Regions from separate parts of the Mus musculus genome. Here region 2 is linked to region 1. Evidence: chromatin loops called from intact Hi-C (ENCODE). Cell type or tissue: heart. All regions are shown on one strand. Each heading gives the region's core, and the rest is flanking DNA. Links, peaks and the distances in the headings are about the cores only.

Region 1 (8,338 bases), core at 74-8,073:
CTAGCCCTGTCTTTGAAAATATCAATACCTTCTTCCTACCACATTCTAGGCTAATGGCTGTGGAAGAAGAATTAAAGAAAGATCATGCTGAGATGCAAGCAGTTATTGATGCAAAGCAGAAAATAATTGATGCACAGGTAAGCAGGCCCTGAACTTAGTGAAAACACTTGTTTTAATAGCTTTTACTCTCTGACTTCCCATCCTTGCAAATGGCAAATCAGTAGAAAACAAGATACTGGAAGTTTCTTGGCATTATCCTTTGAATATTGGATGAGTTTCCATATGACCTCCATATTGATATAGCATTAATATTAGTGTGTAAAGTACTGTGTATTTAATGTAGTTGTTTGACAAGTCTTAGCAAGGTACATGATGAAGTTGGCTTCTCTCCTTGAGGAAAGGAGGGCATTCTCTAAGAAGGAAACTGTAGAAAAGTGCACTGCATATATCTGGGTTGTGACCTACACTAACCATTGCTTGGCTGTGTTCTGCACGGTCTTGTCAGTCACATCCACTGCCATCCACGCCTAGTCACAGCAAAGGAATTGTAGAGGAAAGATAAGGTTGTAGGAGACAGCTTTCCTTGTTATCCTTTTGGTTCAAGGGTTGGCATTGCCGCTTGGAATGTGCTTGGCTGCCCTTCTTTGTTGGTGCTATGCTCAGAAAGCCTCTGGATAAAACTATTTTTAAAAATATTGATAAAATTAGAACCTAGGTTTCTATTGATGACAGCTTACACCTAGTAGAATGATACCCTTCACAAGGAAACACACCATTGATCAGAGCAAAATCTAGTATATATGGAATATTTCCAATTCCTTGTTGCTTTATCACTGTAGAGTATGATTTATTTCTTATATGGAAATAAGTTACAAAAGGCAATTACAGTTTTGATAGTGATTTATCTAACCACATCTCCGGGGAAAACTAGCCAAGCCCCCAGTATTCTTACACATGCCCTTCAACAAGCAAATTTTCTTATGAGCTCAGTGTAAAGTGGGTTTATTTTTCAAACTAGGAGCACAGCTGTGGGAGGGCGCTTCCCAGGCGTCATCTGTCTTGAAGCCTTGAAGCACACTGGGCTTAGAAGCTCGTTGTGAGATGTGATGCTTTCTTACATACATAGCTCCCAAACTGTTTTAGAGTCAAATTCTGGATGTTTGACCTCTTTTGAGCCAGAGAAATATATGCTATGATTACCTTACATGCCCTTCTTACTTTTATTCTTTCAAGGTATTCCCAAGGTAAGCTAGGAAGAATAGTAGAAACAAGGCCATATTGCCATATTATCAGATTTAAAAAAAAATATATCACTCCTTAATCTTAAGAGAAATAGCATAGATAAAGATAGTAATTTCCTCAAGAAAACTAGTGCTGAAAAGTTTCCCCTTTGGATTCGCGGTATAACAATGTGAAGCAATGTGAGCCTTATTAGTAATCACACAGCGAGATCTTAGTGCTGGAACACAGCAGATTTCAGCCAATTTTAGTGCAGTCTTAAGCAGAGGGAACTTGCCAGCAACACAGTATGACTCTGTATGCTGGCTGGCAGGACAGCTCCAGCACTAGTTTCCAGGGAGTTTCACCTCCACCTGTCTCCAGTTTTGATGTTAAATATAAAGCAGAAAGTGGTCAATAAAGATGGAATCCAGGAAGGGAATTTGATTGACCAGAAGTCAGAAGCTCTCAGAGGTGGAAACAATGGTATCCTCAGAGCTCAGGCAGTCAGACTTATGGTCTGGCAGTTTGCTTTTCCAATGGCTTGGTTCTCTGGACTATTTCCATTGAACCAAGGTACCTTCCATAAACCAATACACTCACTGACTACACAACCATGAAGACCACTCTCAACTAATGGGTCAGAACATTCTGGGTTTGATTAAATGTGATGTGCTTCCCACTAAAGCATAGGCTTTATTATAGTATAAATCCCTCTATGAAAGCTAATATAGATCCATCAAGAATACTCAGACTGAACCACATTTGAAAACTGCTGCACAAACTATAAATACCAAGGCAGCTCAAAATATAATAGTGTCTTAAAAGGGAGCATTCTCAATCCAAGCTGCTGGCTTACTGGTACATAGAATCGTAGAATAGCAAGACTGTACATACTTATTCATTGTAATGAATGGCTTATTATCAGATTATTTTCTGCAAGAACAAATCTTATCTCTTAAGTGAGTGTTGAAGCAGAGTAGTCCTCTTGGCTTCATTTCTTCAATGATGACATGTTTGGGAATAATAGTCTACCTAGGAGGCAATCTATACTTTGATATATCAGCCCTGTGTCTTACTGTCAATAATAGTAAAAAATCATTTCTAAAATGGAAATAGTTACTTTCTTTGCACTAGGATTAATTATATCATTTTTCAGAACACTAGCACTCAGGTACCCAGGAGTGGTTTTCATCTCTCGTGGCAGCCCCTGCTCCTTGACAGGGAGTTCAGCTTCTCCCTCTCCATGAGTCAGTTCATGCTGCAAAGCACAGGCCCACATCAGTAGTCCCTTTCTAGCAGGACTGCAAACGGATGAGTGGCAGAATCACCCGTCCTGAACCTCACAGCTCACTGGGGTCACAGTGATAGCACCAAAGACTATACGAAGTGTGGCACCTTTCACCCCTGTGACAGGATGGAGAACAGAGAGGGGCTTCTTCCTATGAGAAACAAAGCAGCTGCCTAGTTACTATTGCAAGTGATATCTCCACTGTGTTAAATTACAGGTCATAAATGGAAATGAGATTATTCAAACAGGCAAGTAAACCCTGTCGTTCTCTAGCTGAGCAGTCCCCAGCCCTGGCCAGTGCACTGGCCTCCTACACATTCCAGCTCCGGGCACTCCCGTGTTAAGTCCTTCCTGTCAGGAATGTTAGATTGCTTTGCATTCTAACCCAGGCAGAATCAAATGGCATAGCAACTTGGGCCAGCTGAGCCTTGGTTTCCTGTTTGAGATTGTTTTTAGTTTAGTGGGGGTATTTTTTATTCCATTAATTTCTGTTTCATTTTGAAAGCTGGCAGTGGGGAAAACAAAGGGAGTTTCTCTGCTTAGAAACTTTGAGATATCTAGTAGGGGAGGTTGTTTGCTATCAGTTATTTGCAGGTAATATATAATCGCAATCCTTCTCAGGCTCTTTTTTTACCTTTTATGACTAAACTTGATTTTTAAAAGAGCTGGGAGATTGTCTTGTTTTGTTTTTGTGACTGCTTGATTTTTTTATGAACCCCAGGACCAGTGTTTTTCTTAGTATTGGGGCCTTATCATTTGTTACTGAACTAACTTTCCTTGCCTATTCTAAAAAAATGCCAGTTATGGTAAAAACTTTTTATTTATATAATACATAAGAAATTTGATACTGACAAAAATGAAACAAATATTTATTTAAAAATGTAAGTACCGTTTATTCCATTTAGGGGTAATTACATAGTGTGAAGAGGGGAATTATATTTGGAATCTACCTCTTAGTTTTTAGCCTATCCTTACTTATTGTCTTTGAAAAGACCTGTATTTGTTCTCCCAGTAAATTCCACTAACTATAATTTTTAAGTAATTACTATTTTTTAAAAGGATAATAAATCTGTCTTTGAGTTACTCCTGTTCTTAAAACAAGTCATCTTTCTTTTTTCTTTTTTCTTTTTTTTTTTTTCTTTTTGGGTTTCTGGGTTTTTTTGTTTTTTTTATTTTATTTTATTTTTTTTTTTTGGTGTTTTTTTGAGACAGGGTTTCTCTGTGTAGTCCTGGCTGTCCTGGAACTCATTTTGTAGACCAGGCTGGCCTCGAACTCAGAAATCCGCCTGCCTCTGCCTCCCGAGTGCTGGGATTAAAGGCGTGTGCCACCACGCCCGGCTTGTTTTTTTAAGACAGGGATTTTTTATGTAGCCCTGGCTGGCCTGGAACTCAGTCTGTAAACCAGGCTGGCCTCAAACTCACAGAGATCCACCTGCCTCTGCTTCCTGAGTACTGAGATACAGGTGTGTGTGTCCACCACCTCCTAGCCACAAGTCATGTGTTTTGTTTTGTTTTGTTTTAAATATATATATATATAGTAAGTGGATAGTTAATAATACTGATTCTGTATCTTACCACCTGAGTCTTGCACCAGAGAATGGGAATTATTTAAAGGAATAATAATAGCAGTAGTTGGGTTGCTTTTGTTTTTTCATACATTTAAACTGAAGCCACCAACCCCTTCTGCCATAAAGACAACTTCCTGCTTGCAACAAAGAGGGGAGGGGGAGAGAGAGAGAGAGAGAGAGAGAGAGAGAGGGGCAAGCATTGCTTGATGCTGTAGTCACCTATGGCTTTACCCAGACTCCCTCACCAGCACCCGCCCACCCCGGTCCCCTGACCGTCACTAGGCTTGCTCTTGGCAGCTCGTGTCCCAGCAGAGCAGTACTAGGTCCCCAGCATGACTAAACTTTGTCCATGTCTTCCTGGATAAACTCAGAGAAAAGAAAGCTTCATTTGTGTTAAGGTTGGTCCTCATGGGCTATTTCCTTTTCAAATCGTGAGGATAGGACGAGATTGTCTTTCTCTGTCTTTATTTTCTGAAAAATAAGTAATTCATGTTTGTTGGGAAAGTCCCAGGGTATAAAGATGAAAGTCTCCTAACTTTTGTGAGACTGATAATGTTTTATCCTACTGTAAAACATTTGAGGGGGGGGGGGGAATGTCCATCCATCCCCTCTCTCTGGTGGATATGTGAAAATTCAACAACCCGTAGTTCCAAAAGCATTGCTTTTGTTTTATTTTATTTTAAAATCCAAGAGTAAAATGAAAGTGTGCCATTACTGGGCAGCTTTCCTGGAGTCACTGAGCTGGAATGGGTCTAGGAGCCTGTGTCCTCTGTCTGTTCTCATGTGTTATGTTTATAGCATCCCTTCCAGCCACATCTCCCTCCCCAGATTCAAACAACTCCTTGGTCTGAGCTTCTGGCTGCTCTTACCTCTTGCTCTTGCATCCTCACCTTGTTGGTGACTCTAGACTGCCACCATGCATTGTTTTAATTTTGAGCACAATGTGAATTCTTTCCGGATGTGACTGTTCTGCCTTCTTTGGGCGGTGACTCCATGGATCACGTGCACTTCTCTGCTGGGAAATGAAACCTCTGGTGCTTCTTTCTTTGCCACCTAATTTCCATGTTTCAGTTTTGACAAAAGCACTTACTACATAAGGCAGCTTGACTGATGGTGTCATTTTTACAGACAGCCTAGTAATGAATGCCACAGAGTGTTGTTGGTAAGAAGTCCTGTTATGCAGAAATGAGTAACAGAGATTAAGGGGAGGGGGTGCTGAGCCTAACCAATGTGCAGAAAGAGGCAGAGACGTTCCATTTGTTTGGGGAGCACCATGTGTACCATGCTGTGACAGAAAGTACTAAACTGTTGATTCAGTAAAGAAGGTGGCCTCTTCCATGCAGCCTGAATAAAGCCACGATTGGTGTGTTGTAGGAAAAGCGGATCGTGTCCCTGGATTCAGCCAACACGAGACTGATGAGTGCGCTGACACAAGTGAAGGAGCGGTACAGCATGCAGGTCCGCAATGGCATCTCTCCCACCAACCCCACCAAGCTTTCCATCACGGAGAATGGTGAATTCAAAAATAGCAGCTGCTGATGGCCTTGGTGACACAGACTGTGGGAGGAGGCAGAAGGAAGTTGCCCAGCTCTCCTATCCCAGCCCTTTAACCCTCCAGGTTTACAGAATGTTATTTCAAATGGCAGTGTGGTGAGAAACTCCTAAATGAAGAAAGGAACCTTGTCTTTCAGGGCTTAAAGCAAAGACTTGAAGTTTGATGCTTTTCCCAGTGTCTCTATGTACATAGGGAACTTAGTTCTGGGCCGTGTACAGAAATACCACTGTAATATACCAAAAGGAAGTTAATAATGTAGATTACCTTTTTAATTATTACTATTTTATTATTGTTTTTCTCTTATTGAAAGCACTGCAGTTGTTAGTGGAGGAAAAGTAGGAGCCAAGTGTGAGTGAGGAATAAGCCTATTGGTTCAGTAGGTAGAGTTCATGTATTAGATAGGAGCACATGGAGTACGATAGGACCTTGTCGGAATGGATTTTTTTCAGGGATTCATCTGCCAGTTTAAAAGCCCCACCATAGTCCTTACCATTAGGAAAACTTGCAAATACCAAGATACATACAAAACAGTAATTTATGCCACTGATCAACCAAGATGCTTCTAACAGACTGTAACCTGCTTTGGAGAGCCGCCGTTTCAGAAGACACAGATAAAAGTGGTTGACTGTACCAAAACTAGACTAGGAATGATTTCTCTTGAACTCCTGTCAATATTTATTTCCTCCATCTATAATGGACAGTTAGATGTGGGATTTTTTGATTTTACTCCAACTTTTTTTAAAGTGCTCTTTAGAGCTGACAGATTTGTAAGTACCGTGTCTCTATCTACTGTCTTCATGTTCACTTGTCCACTGCCCTTTCCTCCCAGGCTGGGAGCGGTCAGCACCAACAGGACTCACTCTCCCCTGGAGAGTGGCCATTCAAGTAGACCACTCATAAGCCATCTGACTAAATACCCTTTTTCCACACAGAAAAGGGCTAACTATACAGCAGAGCAGGAATCTCTGAATATCCCACTAAACGTTCTCTTCCTATTTGTCAGTTGTATTTTTCCTTAGGATAAAGGTTTTATCCACTATATTAGCAAATCTGTGGGCAGGGTAACCCGTCACCACTTAACATGAATTGCTTCCTCTTTCTATTTATCCTCTCCATAAAATTTTGGAAGCTATCTAAAACTGAGACATGCCCCTTAAAAATGATGATTAATCTTGCTAGAGAAAGGATGACACATTCTGGTTGTCATTCCACACTCATGGTAGACTCAGCAAGACTGACCTAGATTATCATTAATGACTTTGATATAGGACAGAAAATCTGTGGTTTTCTCCAGAGTGTGACATGTCATCTGGAAATCTGGAATGCAGGCTTGATTACCAGAGATATGGAAAGTTAGATGCAGGTTAAGCAAATATTTTATATATATATAAATATATATATATACATATATTCACACATGTACATACAATGTGCACATCAAAAATGGTCATATCTTCTGTGCTGTCAGATATACAGAGATAAATGTTTAAAAGGGTCTTGAATCTCTTTAAGCAAGATCTACACAGTTTTACAAGGGAAAAAAACATTTCTCGAATAAGTCAAAGTTTCATTTTGTTTTTTAAGTTATAAACTTCAAGAATTTTTTTCTAAGTAAAGGACGAGGGGGGAGACATAACGGAGCCATATGCATGGAGTATGTGTTTCTACATAACAGAAAACTTACGAGGAAACGAGAGAACATGTATAGTTCCCTCCTATTTGAAGCCCAGGTGTAGATACCAAGGCCTCCTTCCCCCCAAGTCCCAGGGGTGCATTCCAAGCCTCACTTGCTCCTCAGTTGACCTTTGGGTCTGACCTTGTACTTCAGCCACCTCACCAGAGCCCTCAGCCTACAACCTGTGAAAGGGTTTCTTCATAACTCTTAAAAGCAGGAGAATCCCACTATGCTTAGAACTTCAGGCTCCACGCCCACTTGAGCCTTCTCCTGACCCTCAGCAGTTCTTTTACATCTTATCTCTTCCCTCCAAGCTAAGGTCACAGTGTGGTTAAAATTACTTCCCAAGAAAGAAGGTTATTGATTCTTCAGTAATGCCCTGTATTGGAGCGGGGGGGGGGGGGGGGGGTAAACATAGATCTTTTCATGTTTGTAGCCTAGCAGTGTTTCCTTCATTCTTCAAAATCCTTCAGTACTACCACACAAAACCTAGTCAAATATCAGTGTTGGTGGCCAGAAGTATATAATGTGGATAATGTCTTGCTTTGAGGTAGGGAAGGTCTTCAAGTGCAGGTTATAGATTACAGAGAGCTGGCCATATTGATGAATGCAGTTTAACTATTAACATTTTGGGACCTTCTTAAAGAGCCTGTCTGTATTACAAGATTGAATGCCCAAAGCATATTTCAAGGTTCTGTAATGTTACCATGAATGAAGGAAAAAAGTAAAAAAATAAGTCTTAAGAGAGTTAGGGGTCGAAAGTTCAGCATTGTTGCCTGATATTAAATCTTAGATTATCCTTTGAGCCTACTCATATTTTTAGCCTATCAGAAATATTCTGAACTGGGGTATAGCTCAGTTGGCAGAGTGCCAGCCTAGCATTCCAGAGGCCCTAGGTTCAAACACCAGCATGGTCTGAATTGGGGGGGTGGCACAGACCTGCAGTCCCAGCACTGTAGGGATAGGAGCAGGAGCATTGGCAGCCCCAGGGCACCCACCCTCTGCCTCGGAAGTTTCCTGGCCAACCTAAG
Region 2 (8,338 bases), core at 18-8,017, 320 kb before region 1:
CACTATGTAGTCCATGCTGGCCTCAAACTTAAAATCTTCCCTGTGGCCTCTCAAAATTATAAACCTGAACCACCATGCGTGGCTCATATGTGTTAAATTATAACCTAACATAAAGTCTTAAAGGTAGGAGAAAGCACATGATGAGGGTATGTGACCTCTTGAGGAATGCCAAGGAAAACTAGGAAAGTAACCCTTGCACTAGTAAAAGCCAAGAGTTAATGATTCAAACTTGGAGGTGAACGCTTGGTGCTTGGCACAGACAAAAGCTATGGCGTGTGCAGATGCCCTGCGTGAGGGACAAAAGAAAAACTAGCAAGTCTAGAACTGGAAGAGGAGAGAGCGACAAGGAGTGAGAGCTCCACACTACACTGAGATTTGTAGGTCTGAACTGAGGAAGGTCCTTCATACTGGGAACAACAGAACGCCACTAAGCAGGGGGTTGCGGCGTTGTCTGAGCAAAGGCAATATGCTGGAATTTGAGTAGCTCGAACCCGGGAGGACAGCCTAGATCCCTGTCTTCTATGCTCTTGACAAAGTCATCACTGAGGTAGAACTACAACCACATGGCCAGCAGTTTCTCTAGAGCAGTGGTTTTCAACCTTCCTAATGCTGCGACCATTTAACACAGTTCCTCATGTGGTGGTGAGCCCCAACCATAAAATTATTTTCATTGCTACTTCATAACCGCAATTTGCTACTGTCATGAGTTGTAAGGTAAATGCCTTGGTATGCAAGGTATCTGAGATGGGACCCCTGTGAAAGGGTCATCTGTAGTGGCTATTCCTGGTTGTCAACTTGACTATATTTGGAATGAACTACAATCCAGAATTGAAAGGCTCACCAGTGACCCTTATCTGGAGGCTTGGAGATCCTTATCTGGATCTTGGTTAGGAGATCTTGAGCCATAGTGGCTATGGATTCCAGAAGATTAAATCTCCGAGTTTAAGGAACACACCTTTAATCTGGGCTACACCTTTGATCTGGGATTAAAGGTGTGGTGGAACACACCTTTAATCTGGGCTACACCTTCTGTTGGAAACAATATAAGGACATTGGAAGAAGGGAGTCTAGCTCTGGCTCCTTCGCCTGCTTGCTGTGTGAGACTGAGTAACTGCTAGATCCTTGGACTTCCATTCACAGCTGCGACTGAACAATTGTTGGGAATTGGGCTGCCGACTGTAAGTCATCAATAAATTCCTTTACTATCTAGAGACTGTCCATAAGTTCTGTGACTCTAGAGAACCCTGACTAATACAGTCATCCAACCCCTAAAGGGGTCACAATCCATAGCTGAGAACCACTACTCTAGACCTTTTGAGGAGCCAGTGAGTTTCAAAAGGTGGTGGGTCCAGGACCATCATCACTGGCATCATCTGCGATTTGGTTAGAAATTCAAACTTCACCTTGTGTTGGGGTGAAGTTTGCCCTTAACGACAGCACTGAGAAGACAGAGATGGGCAGATTTCTATGAGTTCCAGGCCAGCTAGGGATACATAATGAGACTCTTGTCTTAAAAAAAAAAAAAAAAAAAAGAAGTTCCAACTTTGAGGCCACACCCCATACTGACTCATACATGGGAAGATAGGAGAGGCTCAGCAACCTGTCTGAACAGGCCCAGAGAACTCTGGTGCTCATCAGAGAATGCAGCCCACAAGGGTGGGGATCCCAAAAGGTGCCAGCTGGAATCCCAGATCAATGTGCTCTACGTGTTTACGTTTACTGGAGAGGTGGCGGGTTGGTTAGAAGCCATTCTTTATCTATCAAAATCATTCATTTCTCAGTTCTTTAAGTATGTGCCACATGCCAGGGCCCGTTGCAAACTCCAGGGATTTAAAGGCAAAGAAAAATAACATAAAAACACTCTCAGAAGCTAGCTCCTTACAATGCAAACAGCAAAACTGGGGAGCCCATGCCTCCGCATCCAAAAACTGGAGTACTTATTGACTGGTGGATAGCATGTCCACTGTCCTCAAGACACTCCACCTTGGTTTAAAAACAACTTAGCCAAGAGTAGGGAGGCATTTCTGCACTCCGGAGACTGACACAAGAAGACTGTAAGTTCAGTTCCAGCCTGGATGACATGGTGTTATCCCAGAAATGAATGACTCAAGATGAGGGAAGTTGAATGGCTGTGATCACCCTCTCTTCCAATAATCTGTTTTAACCACAGGCCCCATTTGGGTGACCTTTACAACTGTAGCTGCATCTCTGCCTCTCATGAGCGACCCCTAACATGAAGATACTCTTGCGTACTCCACCCTGTTTCAAATTGTCATTCTCTACTACATATGTGTCACACGCTGTCACCAAAGTGGTCAACAGGCAAGGCCAAGGTGACTTCCACATTTCCTGGCAGGAAAAGGATCTCATCCCAAATTACAGCAGGACATAAGAGGAGCCCAGGCTTGTATTCTTCATGAGATAGATTGGGATGGGGGCAATGGTTCGGGGACCCGTACATAATTTGATACTGACCCTGAAGAGGGGCTAAGCAAAGGATAAGGGTCCTTTTGTCTGTATTGTTATGTAAAGTCCTGTGTAAATCAGACACAGTTTCTAAGGCAACGGCTCTGGAGCTCTCTGAGAGGCCTATGCTTGAGATTTGAGGGAGGGCTTCCTTGACATTTCTAGCCTTTCCGTGAACCTTGAAAGGGCTTGACCTTCCAACCTAAAGTGGGTGCGCTCCAGCCTCTGGTCGCCCCCTACGCTTGGGAACTAGGATTTTGACCGAAGCAGGAAGCCCACGAGTGCTGGGCCGAGAAAGTCAGAGGCTCTGAACTATACAAGGAGGCATCCCGGGGTCAAGCTTGTCACCCTACCTCCTGTGGCCCGACGGGGCGGGGAGCCACCTCTTGAATGGTCAGGGGCTGCTTCAACTCGGTGCAGAGTGCAGCTCGGTAGTGCCGGCCTTGGCCCTGCCAGGCTTGCCTGCAACAAAGAAAAGGGAGCTGGTTTTCTCAGCAGTACCCCTGGGGTCTGTAAGGGGGCCGGGGGGGGGGCGGGGGGGGGGGGAGTTGGGCTTGCACCTGCAGAGCCACACCGGAGGGAGGCAACGCGTACACAGCCTTGCTGCCATGGCCAGCTGAAGTCGCGAGGGGCGTGGCCAGCATGTGGCAGGAAGAGCTCTGGGGAGAGCGGAAAGGCGTCCCAGGACGTGCCTGCTCTGGCCGGGTGACCTGACCGGCAGGCGGAGCTCTTGTCTGTCTGTGCAGGGGACTGTCAGCCCCACACCACTTCTAGGGTTAGACCAAACAGTGTGTGCAACCCTTGATCTCTTCGCTGGTTCTGGAAAACAAAAAGGAAGCATGAGGGAAATGATTCGATCACCCCAGATTAAGAGTCTTTGAGACAGGGTCTCATTAGGTAGCTCTCACAGTGTTGACCAGGCTGGCCTAGAACATGTCATCTTCCTGCCTCTTGTTTCCTGAGTGCTGGAACTACAGGGTGTGCCTGGAAGACTATTAAATCTGTGTTTGGTAACATTTCAGTAGTAGTTCTGGGGTTCTTTCTAAGAAAGAAGTCCAAAATGCACAGGTGAATCCTTTGATGTCTACATTTGAACTGCTAGAGTTCTTGCCACTAATTTTCTCACACAGGACTAATTATGATAAAAAAAACTAAACTGTTACCAATAGTCTGGTGTTAACTGATCCTGAACAAATCCAAAGAGAATATCCAATTAAAGACAAGCCAGCTGGGCACACGCCTGTAATCCCAGGGCCCAGGAGACAGAGACAAGAAAACTGAACATTCGAATCAGCCAGAGCTACATTGTAAGACCTGTCTCCGATAAAAATAAAAATAAATTAACATGATGACACATGCCTTTAATCCCATCACTCAGAAGGCAAAGATAGGTAAATCTTGGTAAATTTGAGGCCAACTTAGTCTACATAGCCAGTTCCTGGCCAGCCAGGACTACATAGAGAAACCCTGTCTTAAAATATTAGTTAGTAAAAAAATAAATAAAAAGTCAGCCCAAAACTTAATGACTCTCATGCTCCAAAGGTTTACCCCTTGGTAAATGTGATTCAGTGATGACATAAGCCTTAGGGGCACAGGTATGCCCTAGAAGAACCAAAAATAATACTACTGTCTATATGAAATAGTATATAAAATTGCTTTGGCATTGGCAAGATAACTGAGTGGGTAAGGGTGCTTGCTATCAAGGTTGATAAGCTAAATTCAACCCCCAGACGTCACATGGTAGAAAGAGAGACCCTACTCCCAAAAATTGTCCTTTAACCTCCAAATGCTGACCTTACACATGAACCATGTACATGTATGTACACACACACACACACACACACACGTTAGTATTAGATGTAGATCTATCTGACCTATTTAAAACAGCAAGTGACTATACGCCAGCAATGTATGTGAGGTACATGCTATGCTGGAAAGAATGGAAGACTATATCATTGGATAAATAGATTTAACGACAGCATGGCATCTTTGGAAGACATCTGGCCAGAGGGTATAGGCCACAGGTTGAAATCCAGTTCTACCACCTCTTTGGCCACCTCCCTAATGGTTCTCGCCCTCAATTAACTCTTCCATAAGAGAAGGCATTGAGCAGGAACGAACAGCAATTGAATGGAGGAAACTGTAAAGCGAAAAGGAAGGATGCATTTCTGAGTTTATGACCTAAAGGCTTTGAGGGCTGAGGAACCCAAGAACAAATAAGCCCCTCAGGTGTGCAGTAGGCGCTGTCATCATAATCGTACCCGTTGGGAATTTTCAGCTCCACATACAAACAACCGAAGGGAAGCAATGTCTACAATGGGAGATGATTTCTTTTAAAAAACCCATGGCTCCAATGAGACAGGCAGGAAAGCACTCTGTAAACGGCATATAAACCAAGCATGTAAGATGAACTTGGGACCTGGAGATGTAGCTCAGTGCTATGGTGCTCACCCTGGCAAACTAGAGGCCCTGGGTTCAATCTCCAGCAATGTGAAAAAAAGGAAAGATAGGAATAGTGGAGAAATCCATGTCACCACCAAATGGTCATCCTTAAGCCTGTAGTGTAACTCCAGAGTAGAGCACCAACCTAGACTGTAAGGCCCTGAGCTTGATCCATAGCAACGGGGATGGAGGAGGGAGTTCCTGGTTGCCAGGAAAGCCAACAGCAATAAATCTCTAACTTATGAAGTATGTAATGATTGTTTGTTCTGAGTATTAATTGTTATTGCTGTGTAGACCAGGCTGGCCTCAAACTCACAAGAGATCCAACTGGTACCTCCAGAGTGCTGGGATTAAAGGTATACACCACCACACCCAGGCCTAGCAACCATTTCTTAATCTTGTTTAATTTGTAGGATCTGTATAATGCATAACATTTTCAGTATTTAATAGATATGTACCTAATAAATTATTGAACGAGAACTCAGTTATCTAGTATTAATTTTCCAGGTAATTGGAAATAACACTAAGTATTAAGTCTCATATTTGTAATTAAGTGCTTTTACAGAAAGGTTTTCATGTGCAAGTATATGGGGGTGGGGGGGAATGTATGTGTGGTATAAGTTCATGTATGTACAAGGGTGAACATGTCTAGGTTCACACAGAGGCCAGAGAAGGATGTTAAGTATGTTACTCTCTCATTCTCTGCCTTTTCCCTTCAAGACAGAGTCTCTCACTAGACCCGGAGCTAGGCTGGCAGTAAACAAGCTCCAGGGATTCTCCTGTCTTCAACATCCCTCCCCCAAAACACACACAGTTCTGGGGATGGAGCGATGCACACGACCCCTTCAAGCTTTTGAGGAGGCTGCTGGGATTAAAACCAGGCCCTCCTGCTTGTACAGCGGGTACTCTTACTCACCAAGATGCCTATCCAGCTCCAGAAAAAGGTTCTATTGTTGTTTTCACAATATTCTGCCATTCTCAGAGAATATGAAGATCAAGGAGTGTAAGGAAAATTTTCAAGATGGCATTCAACATTTATGAAAAATCTAAAAAAAAAAGTAGAAATCTATTTAAGAGTCCTGAAGGCTGGAGAGATGGCTCAGTGGTTACAAGTACTGACTGCTTTTCCAGAGGACCTGAGTTCAATTCCCAGCAACCACATGGTGGCTCACAACCATCTGTAACGGGATTTGATGTCTTCTCCTGTTGTGTGTGAAGACAGAAAGCTATAGTATACTCACATACATAAAATAAGTAAATCTTTAAAAAGAAAAAAGAGTCTTGAAAGGTGTTGAAAATATTTTAGGTAATTGAAGTGATTTGCGCACTTATGTGTAAAAATAAGTTTGACGTCTACAGAGAGCAGTTAAAAGGGTGACAGGCTGTTTAATAGTGGTTTTCATAGTAGCAAGAGAGACATCTAGCTTATCCATCGAGACGTTGCCACACCTTACTGTCTACGTTCAGCTATTGCTTCTAGTTGTCCCCGGTTATTTAATTTTATTTGGGAGTGAGGTGGCAAGAAGAAACAAGAAGAATAAAAGTTGAGTGCTGTAGGAGATTAACATCGAGCAGCTAAATCTGAACACTCAGTCCTCTCTAAAGGAGGCAGGAGATTGATCACTGCCCTCTAAACCAGCTTGAACCAGCTTGAGGCTCATTAGGGAAGTAAAAGAGTAACAGCTGAGTCTTCCTTCTGGTGCATATCACACGGAGAGATAATATTTAACATCCAGAAGCTGCTGGAGAGCTGGGGGTGAAGAAGCAAGCCAAAGCCTGAGACGCAAACCGCTCTGTTTTCACAGGATAGTAGAAAACAGTATACGCTCAACTTAGGATGACGATGGGAAGGTACAAGAATCCTCCAACAGTAAAAATGCACCATCCAAAAACAGGGCTTGAAAGGAAAAGCTGCTGCTGCTGCCTCCAAGTTTACTTCTACGTCCAGCACATAGCAGTACTCAATTAATGCCAAGAGGGTGGGAAGCAAGGAGCTCTACCAGTTGCATAGGAAAGCTGCTGGCCCCACACAACTGAAGCCACAAATCCCAAAGGTTGTTTGTTTGTTTATTTGTTTATTTAGTATCTATCTATCATCTATCTATCAATCTGTTTAGTGTGTGTGTGTGTGTGTTCATTCATAAGTTTATGTGAGTTTATGTGTATCACATGCAGGAATGGAGGCCATAAGAGGGAGTCAGGTGCCCTAGAACTGGAGTCCCAGTTTTAAGGGCTCTTGCACATGCTTGCTTGCTCTCTCTCTCTCTCTCTCTCTGTCTCTCTCTCTAAGGGTAGTAAACCCATATATATATGATTTATTTATTTTATGTATGTGAGAACACTGTTGCTGTCTTCAGATACACCAGAAGAGGGCATTGGATCCCATTACAGATGGTTGTGAGCCACCATGTGGTTGCTGGGAATTGAACTCAGGACCTCTAGAAGAGCAGTCAGTGCTCCTAACCACTGAGCCAACTCTCCAGCTTGCACATGCTTTCTTACCTGAGTTCATAGCTACTGGCATAATTTGATATTCACGTAGATCAGCATTGCTACTGTAGTTATCAGCTGTCATCTTGTGATGTCCTCCAAAATCCCAAGACGTATAGGAAGAGTTTGCCTTCTCCGTACTCTCCCCTGAACATTACTACCGATCACTACAGCAGAGTTAGCTTTTATCAGCTCCAGAGAAGTGCTTTAGTCATTGATCCATATAATAAGGTTTGCTCTGCAAGTTATTTTTCCAGTACCCATAGAATCAGGATTTCTGATCTGAGATGGAATTCTGGGTAGTCTTACTATTAATCCCAGTACTTAGGGGGCACAGGTGGGAGGAGCTCTGTGAGTTCAAGGCTAACCTCGACAGCCAGAATATATAGCCAGTGTCTCAAAATATAATGACAACAAAAAGGTAGTCTCATCAAACTTCCCCCTTTGTAAGAAACAGAGTAGGTGGGGTCTAGCCCAAGGTCACATTGCTTCGTTGTCTTAGGAACAGCATTAAGATCAGATTTTCCTGTCTGCTACTCTTTCTGTCATGCTAGATGAATCTCATTTCTCCATGTATACGTCATCATCTGCATCACTACCACCACCACCACCACAACCATCATATCATCACCATCCTTACTTCACTTTCTCATAGTGCTTCATAAGTTTCAAAGCACTGTCACCCAAACAGCTTCATCATTAATAGTGTGAGTAATGGTGATTAGCATTAGAATGAGCACTTGGTGGTTTCTCCAAACAGAGCAGTTTGCAAATGCTTCTGCATGGCTTCATTAGCCCTCACAATGGTCCTATATACCAGGATACTAGGATACCATTTTTTTCCCACTCTTTTATGGATCTGGCATATAGGCTGAAGAGGGTTAAGGAACTTGCCCAAGGCCACACATCTAGGAAACAGAGCAGTTTAGCATCGTCCTAA

The links. Hi-C counts contacts between places; a loop is a spot of excess contacts. Peaks named below come from ENCODE experiments on the same cell type or tissue, not always from the same donor. Only the 100,000 strongest peaks of a DNase experiment are listed, where the experiment ranks them.
Region 2: it touches region 1 in a loop (2.4-fold over the local background); 2 of 42 quality-filtered maps call a loop at or near these places.

The regions. Positions count from the first base shown.
Region 1 is chr1:157,137,989-157,146,326 of GRCm38, reverse strand. Rasal2 (RAS protein activator like 2) reads left to right here. Exons shown (of 18, transcript NM_177644.5): 17 at 50-137; 18 at 5,452-8,338. The coding sequence ends at 5,616. Among named protein-coding and RNA genes, the nearest start is that of Gm30694, 21 kb to the right of the region's middle. In heart, for the core only: no CTCF peak of the experiment used is centred there; no DNase peak of the experiment used is centred there; H3K27ac peaks cover 681 bases.
Region 2 is chr1:157,453,334-157,461,671 of GRCm38, reverse strand. It overlaps Cryzl2 (crystallin zeta like 2), which reads right to left and starts at 3,104. Exons shown (of 10, transcript NM_001033284.2): 1 at 3,027-3,104; 2 at 2,820-2,928. The coding sequence starts at 3,076. In heart, for the core only: CTCF peaks have their summits at 2,973 and 3,177; a DNase peak (open chromatin) is centred at 3,121; H3K4me3 peaks cover 945 bases; H3K27ac peaks cover 1,220 bases.